Regions from separate parts of the Homo sapiens genome. Here region 1 is linked to region 2. A link is a contact called in ENCODE Hi-C or POLR2A ChIA-PET data. All regions are on one chromosome and are shown on one strand. The core of a region is the stretch at or near the end of the contact, and the rest is flanking DNA. Distances in the headings are between cores, read along the strand shown.

What was found. A loop is a pair of places that touch in the nucleus more often than their neighbours do. ChIA-PET counts read pairs that join two places held with the same protein, here RNA polymerase II (POLR2A). Pooled maps may share reads with other maps.
Region 1: a loop to region 2 is called in a map of endothelial cell of umbilical vein, with 2.9 times the contacts of the local background. The contact joins the promoter of RASGRF2 here to the promoter of FAM151B in region 2. A Hi-C loop is called at or near these places in 1 of 168 maps with a recorded cell type or tissue (endothelial cell of umbilical vein) and 6 of 50 pooled maps. POLR2A ChIA-PET finds 5 or more read pairs at or near these places in 1 of 52 experiments (activated CD4-positive, alpha-beta T cell).

Annotation. Positions count from the first base shown.
Region 1 is chr5:80,957,924-80,961,626 of GRCh38, forward strand. RASGRF2 (Ras protein specific guanine nucleotide releasing factor 2) reads left to right here and starts at 2,440. Exons shown (of 27, transcript NM_006909.3): 1 at 2,440-3,103. The coding sequence starts at 2,816. It overlaps RASGRF2-AS1 (RASGRF2 antisense RNA 1), which reads right to left and starts at 2,984. Exons shown (of 4, transcript NR_105015.1): 1 at 2,858-2,984. RefSeq lists an enhancer at 2,543-3,264.
Region 2 is chr5:80,485,864-80,489,442 of GRCh38, forward strand. FAM151B (family with sequence similarity 151 member B) reads left to right here and starts at 2,237. Exons shown (of 6, transcript NM_205548.3): 1 at 2,237-2,285. The coding sequence starts at 2,261. It overlaps FAM151B-DT (FAM151B divergent transcript), which reads right to left and starts at 2,083. Exons shown (of 3, transcript NR_172938.1): 1 at 1,915-2,083. RefSeq lists enhancers at 1,841-2,342, 2,343-2,842 and a silencer at 2,507-2,801.

The DNA of each region.
Region 1 (3,703 bases), core at 1,190-3,689, 470 kb after region 2:
AGAAAGAAAGAAATTCTCTTCCTCTTACACTGAGCACACCAGGAACACAGGCAATGCTTTTTCTCTATATGCTCTACATCACCTAAATATAGTGTTGAGGACATAAACTAGTGATCAATAAATGGTTCTTGCAGTGAATTTCCATAATCAAAACCCACGGTAATCACCAGCCAAATTTTGCAGGAAACAAGCACTCCTTTCTCTCATTGTCCAGGGGCAGAGCAGATGGGGTGGCATATAAGGGCCACATAACCTTCCGTGGTAGGAAGTGATGTCAGACAAGAGGTTGTGAATATTTCATGTGGTTCAAATGAAAAGCACATTTAAGGAGACAGAGATGGTAACTGAGACATTGCTTATTGAAGAAGAGAATCTTTCACATCTGAAAAAACTCAAGTGCGTTAGAAGGTTTGACTACTCATGGCAAAATAGTTTTTGTGCTGATTTCACACTCTTACTGGTTTCTACTAAAAAAATGGAGCTTATCAACCACACAGGTGTCTACTCACTTACGGTTCTCACAGCTGGGATTGGACCACAGAGAAAGAAATAAAAGGCCTCCTGAGGCAATCACCAGCTCCTCTGCATCTAGAATCTGGCTCCAAAATGTTGCCTGCATTTACTTACTGTCTCTGTACTTGTGTCTTCTCTGAAGAACAATGCAAACTTCCAGCTGGGTTAAACCCAATTTAGCACAGCACTGTCCTTTAGATATTTTTAAAAACGTAAAGAGAAATGACCACTGTTCTCACGCTGTAATTTCAAAATGGCAATTTCCCTACTATATACTTGTTAAAAGTGAAAATTTTTTAAAAAGGTAAAAGGAAAAAAAAACCCCACTCAGCTGCTCAGTGAGGCAGAGTTAAAATATTCTGCAGAAACAGCACTTATGAAACAGGCAGAACCCCTGGGGCTACCAATTCATGAACACACAACTGGCAGTACAAGACAGGTGTATTGTCGTAGACTCATCACCCAGAAAAGCATTATTATTTACTTTTAACAATAAACATTTTATGATGGCACTCCGTTTTAGTGATAAATGACTGGGGAAAATAAAAAATGTGTATAGCAGAATCAAATATAGGCCCTCCCCGGGGGTTTCACTGGCTTTCTCTCACAGCTGCTGGCTACATTATTTCTTTTCCACTTACATTTTTACAGCATGGGGTTGGGGCGGGGGGGTGGCTCTTGGTTTTCTGGTTGTACCTGTCAGATTTGTTAATCAAATGAATCCAGTCCTACAAACGATGAGCCTGTGACAGCTGGCCTTTGGGGTTGGATTCTGCCCTGGGCAGCAAAGTGTCCCTTATTTGGGTATTTTTTTCCAGGTTGAAAACTCGGCACTTAAAATTTAGCATCTTACCACTGTGAAATAACAGGCATTCCGAAAGAACTTCGGCATCTGATGCCTTTCCGGGAACACTTGGGCCACTCTCCTTAACCTTTACCGGCAGTTTTAAATACTACAATGCAGGTACAAGCAGAAAAGCCAAGGATGCGGGCTATGCAAAGCCACTCTGTGACTCTACCTACTGCCATGGGAACGTACTTATGGATGTGGCATGTGAGTGTGTGTGTATGTGTGAGTGGGTTTGTGAAAGTGTGTGGATTCGTGCGAATACGTGTGTGAGTGCTTTGTGTGTATTTTTGGATGAATTTGTGAATGTACATGTGTGTTCATCTGTGTGTGTGTTTGATTATCTGCTTATGAGTCTGTATGATTGTGAACGTGTGAGTATATGTGTGCTGTTTGTGTGACTGTATGAGTGTAATGTGTGTATGAATGTATGTTTGAATGTGGGTTTGAGTGAATGTGTGGGTTGTGTGTGAATGTGTGTGTAAGTGAGCATATCACTGCGTGCATGTGTGTAGCTCCTTAAGTGTGTATCTGAATGTGGGTTTTATTTTTGTGCGCGGGAACGCACATTGTGGGTGTATTTGTCTATATGCATTTGTGCGTTGTGACTGTGTGTTGAGTGTGAGCGTTGTGAGAATGTGTATTTGTGTGTCATGAGTGTGTGCGCGTGTGTTTTTGTGCATATGTGCGCGCATTGTGTTTGTGTGCATTTGTGAGTGTATTTTTGTGCGTCTGAGTGTGTGCATTGTGGATCTGGGTGAATGTACTGGTCTGCGTGTGTGTGGGTGTGCGTGTGTGTGTGCGCGCGTTGTGCGCGAGTGTGCGAGCGCGTGTGAGCGGGTGTGTGGTGCGGCCGGGCGCCTCCACCTCCCTGATCCGCCCCATCCCGGCGGGCGCCCGAGCAGAGGCAGCGGCCCGGGCCGGGGCGGGCGAGGGAGGGACGCGAGCCGGGGCAAGCGGGCTGCGCCACCGCCGGCGCCGCGCCGACTTTGCCCTTTAAATCGGTCTCCAAGCCGATTACAGCTGAGCTCCCACGTGACGTTTTACCTTCTGTCTCCCGGAGCGCGTTGCCCGAGGACAGTCCTTCCCCGGCTGCCGCCCCAGCCCGCCGCGGGGGCTCGGCTCCCGCAACTTTGGGCGAAGCGGCGGCCGGCTCGGGCGCCCTCGCGGGGCCGCGCTCCACGCGGGCGTTGGGGGCTTGGGGGGCTCCGGGGGCTCGGCCGGGAGGGTGGTGGTTAGGGCGGAGAGCGTGCCTCGGCCCCAGCCCGCGCCCCTGCCACCGCGCGCCGCGGCCTCCCGAAAGCGGGCGGGGTGCCCTGCGCGCGGCGTGGGGAAAGGGGGCGCCCTTCGCCGGCCGGGACCTGAGCGGTCGCGCCCTCGAGGGAGCCAGCTGGGCCATGGCCGCGAGGCAGGGGTGAGACCGGCGGCCACCCGTGAGCCCTCCGCACCCGCACCATGCAGAAGAGCGTGCGCTACAACGAGGGGCACGCCCTGTACCTGGCCTTTCTGGCGCGCAAGGAGGGCACCAAGCGCGGCTTCCTGAGTAAGAAGACGGCCGAGGCGAGCCGCTGGCACGAGAAGTGGTTCGCCCTCTACCAGAATGTGCTCTTCTACTTCGAGGGCGAGCAGAGCTGCCGCCCGGCGGGCATGTACCTCCTGGAGGGCTGCAGCTGCGAACGAACGCCCGCGCCACCCAGGGCCGGCGCCGGGCAGGGAGGCGTCCGAGACGCGCTGGACAAGCAGGTACCGCGCGCCTTCTCTCCGCGGTCTCCCAGCCTTGATCGCCGCACTCCCTTGCCGTCCTAATCCGGGGATCAGGGGTCGGGGGTCGTGAAAGAGTGCGGGGACTATGCTCCGAAATCCCCCCGCGTCACCAGTGGCGGGACATCTCCACGCTCCTTCCGATCTTCATCCAGGGATTCTCCCATCTCCATACCCCTCCACCCCACTGCCAAGTGATCAGTCAGAATAGTGGCCCGACTTGCTTTCATTACCCTGGTAGAGGTCGAGTCGTTTCAGCTTCTCTGCCAACCATCTATTGCTTCTCTAGACCTGGCTCGCCAGATTTTTGTCTGGTGACATGTATTGACACCTGTTGGGTGTAGATTGGCAAGACGGAACTAACTTATTTGGAAAAGTTTGATTTCTGCCATACCCGGCTGGCGCGTGTAGATTTCTTTGCCTGCAGATGTTTGACCACTGGTTGGGCTGGGAACAAGCGGGGCTCCCAAGCCGGACAGACACTTTCTGTTGGTCATTTTCAATCAGTCTTTGTGATTTCGGTCAGTTGGCCTTGCTAACATTTGACCTGCTGGGTGTAATTATGAAGGTAAATGTGTATTC
Region 2 (3,579 bases), core at 987-3,486:
ATGATACAGTTTACCTGTGTAACAAACCTGCACTTGGACCCCTGAAGTTAAAAATTTTAAAAATGAAAAAAAAAAAAAGCCGGGCACAGTGGCTCACGCCTGTAATCCCAGCACTTTGGGAGGCTGAGGCGGGTGGATCACTTGAGGTCAGAAGTTCGAGACCAGCCTGGCCAACATGGTGAAATCCTGTCTCTACTAAAAATACAAAAATTAGCCAGGCGTGGTGGTGCGTGCTTGTAATCCCAGCTACTCAGGAGGCTGAGGCAGGAGAATCGCTTGAACCCGGGAGGTGGAGGTTGCAGTGAGCCGAGATCGTGCCACTGCACTCCAGCCTGGGGGAACAGAGTGAGACTTCATCTAAAAAAAAAGAAAAACAAGTTTTTTAAAAAAGACCTGTACTGCAATCAATGCCATCAAGAAAGTGAAAAGACAATCTGCACAACGGGAGAAAATATTGCAAATATTTGCAAATTACCTGTTAAGGGACTTGTATTGAGACTATATAAAGAATTCTCACAATTGAAATGAGCACAGGATTTGAGAAGACATTTCTCCAAAGGAAATATATAAATGACCGATAGCACCTGAAAATATGCTCAATATTATTAGTAGGGAACTACAAATCAAGATAATGAGGTAGTACTTCATATCTACTAGGATGGCTATAATTTAAAAAACATAACAACAAGTACTGACTGGTAAGGATGTGGGGAAATTGGAATCTTCATACATTGCTGGTGGGAATGAAAGATGGTACAGCTGATTTGCAAAACTGGCAGTTCCTCACACAGTTAAACAGTTACTATATGAACAAGTAGTTCCACTCCTAGGTATGTACACAGATATGCACACAGGAATGTATTCATATACGTCCACACAAAACTTGTCCATGAATGTTCACAGCAGCAGCATTCATAAAAGACAAAATGTAGAAACAACCCGAATGTCCTTCAGCTGTTGAATGGACACACATAAAATGTGGTATTTACAAACTGGAATTTATTCCAGCATAAGAAGGAAGGAAGTACTGATACATGCTAAAACATGGGTGAATTTTGAAAACATGCTAAGTGAAAGAAGCCAGTTACAAAGATCATACATACAGTCTGTGATTCTATTTACATGAAATTCCAGAATAGGCAAATTCATGAGACAGAAAGTAGATGAGTTGTTGCCTGGGGGTAGGAAGGGGGTAAATGGAGAGTGATTGCTTTGGAGTGATGAAAAATATTTTATCTGAAAGGCTGGGCAAGAATAACTCCCCTTTGTATTACGTGTCAGGTGATGTTAGTTATCCTAACTCTACCACTGGCAGATTGAGTTTTTTGGTCACAGAAGCTGAAAATGGCAGAGCTTTGTTGTTAATTCTGATCACTAGTTTGGCTTCAAAAAGTAATGAGTTAAGGAGGGCTAGAAAGACAGTGGATGGGAGGACCCAGTTGCTGAGAGCGTTTTCTGAGTGAACACTGGTAGAGAGACAGAAGGGGAGAGAAAACTTCAAGTTATCAGCTCGGTAACTTTGTACAAAAACTTATTTATTTATTTATTTATTTATTTGACAGTCTAGCTCTATCGCACAGACCGGAGCGCAGTGGAGCGATCTCGGCTCTCTGCAACCTCCACCTCTCCGGTTCAAGCCATTCTTGTGCCTCAGCCTCCCGAGTAGCTGGGATTACAGGCGCGCGCCACCACGCCAGGATAATTTTTTAAATTTTCAGTAAGGACGGGTTTTAACCATGTTGGCCAGGATGGTCTCGAATTCCTGACCTCAAGTGATCCGCCCACCTCGACCTCCCAAAGTGCTGGGAGTACAGGCCTGAGCCACCGTGCCCGGCCAGAAACACTGATTTTTATCAGTAATGATTCCACACCCTTTTAGGATATTACTAACATTTAAAAGAAAATATACCCAACTGTTGAAATTCGTGCTCCACTCCAGCAACTGCTTTCAATCGGAGTTCCATCCTCCGCCGCAGTATGCCCTAACGCAGCGTTATCTTCAGAGCTACCACCAGCTTCCGAAACCTTTCGGAGGAGCGCTTCGCCACCACCTGCACGGCGAAGCGGCGCGTAAACGAACCTCGAACGCCAGCCTTTGCGCCTGCGTGCCGCGGCTCCGTTTGGTTCCGCTTCGCTGGCGCCCGCCGGGCTCTTCCCCCGCCGAGGCCTGTGGTTTGTGGAGTCGAATTTCCCTGCCACCAGTGCCCGGTTAGCAGGGGCGCCAGCCTGGGCGCCTGCGCGGACGGCGGGCGTCGTCACCATGGCAGCATCCGCTGGAGGCCCAGGTAAGCGCCGAGCGCGCGGCCTCTGCCTGGAGGTGGGGCGCTTTGAGAGGCTCCGCCGGCCGTACCCTCCCTTTGCGGGCTCCCGCGGTCTTCCTTGCTAGGGACCTGGGAGCGCGCCGCGCAGAACCGGGCGGCTGGGCTTGGAGCCCGCTCTGCACTCGGGGCGCGCCCGCGATCGCCTGGCAAGGACCTTGGTTTGCCGGGTGGGCTCTAAGGGACAGGCGTTAGGGGAGGTCGAGAATGGCAGGGTCAGTGTCTTTTGAGGTCTGGGTTGGAAAGAAAGGAATGTGACGTTTCCCTAATCCTTAATTTCAGCCGACCGTATGGGGGCGGTCTGGGTCAGTAGGTTCCTCTTTGAAAGCTGGGGGAGGTTTGGGAATGCGGACTGGGCCGGGCCCGGCATAGTCCCGCTGCTGAGCGCGCTGCCTGGAAAGCTGGCAGAGTGTGCGGCTCGCTTGATTCCCCTTGGAATCAGGTGCTTCAACTCGCGGGACAGCAGTTCCGCTCTTGAAGGTTACAGTATCTTTTCTGTAAACTTAAGTAGTGGCATGAGACAACGTCAGTGACGCGTTCTTTCTTCAGTTTAGATTTTTTTCCCTAATTGTAAAAATAATACACGCTTTCACCATTCTGACTAGCAGGCTGTATAAATACAGGTTCTCTTCTGAATCGATGCACAGTTTACAGAATCTTGGAATAAAATGTGTGTGTAAGCGAAAAATGTCCAGGTCCTGATAAATGCCATTATAGAACATTTATAAAGTATATTAGTATAGGGAAATAGGAAAAAAAAATCCCCCAAATGCTGATACCCACAGGCACCACTACTAACTTTTTGGTATTTTCTAACAACCCTGACTCTTAAAAATAGAGTTAAGGTCATGGTAAACATAATTTTTAAAATCCTGCATCTTATACTATCCCATGTCACCAAGGTTTTTATAAACATAATTTTGAATGACTGAAGTGTTTTATACAATTATATTGTATACAATTATATTGTAATTAACCAGTCTCCTAATGTTGAACGTTAATCAGTCGTTTCCTGTTTTGTTTTGTTTTGTTAGAATTCATTCTGTAATGAACATTTTTGCATTGTTCTTCCTCAGTTATGTTTTTGGTTTGTTTTTATCCTGGACACGATTCTTGTAACTGAAATTACTGGATCAAAGGATGTGAACTTTTTTCTCTCTCTCTTTTTTAAGATCTGTGCTAAACCTCCGTAGAACATTTTTTCAGACCAGAGTTTTCCTTTTTTAACCCTTGTGCTCTTCTCAGTATAAATCCTTTTAAT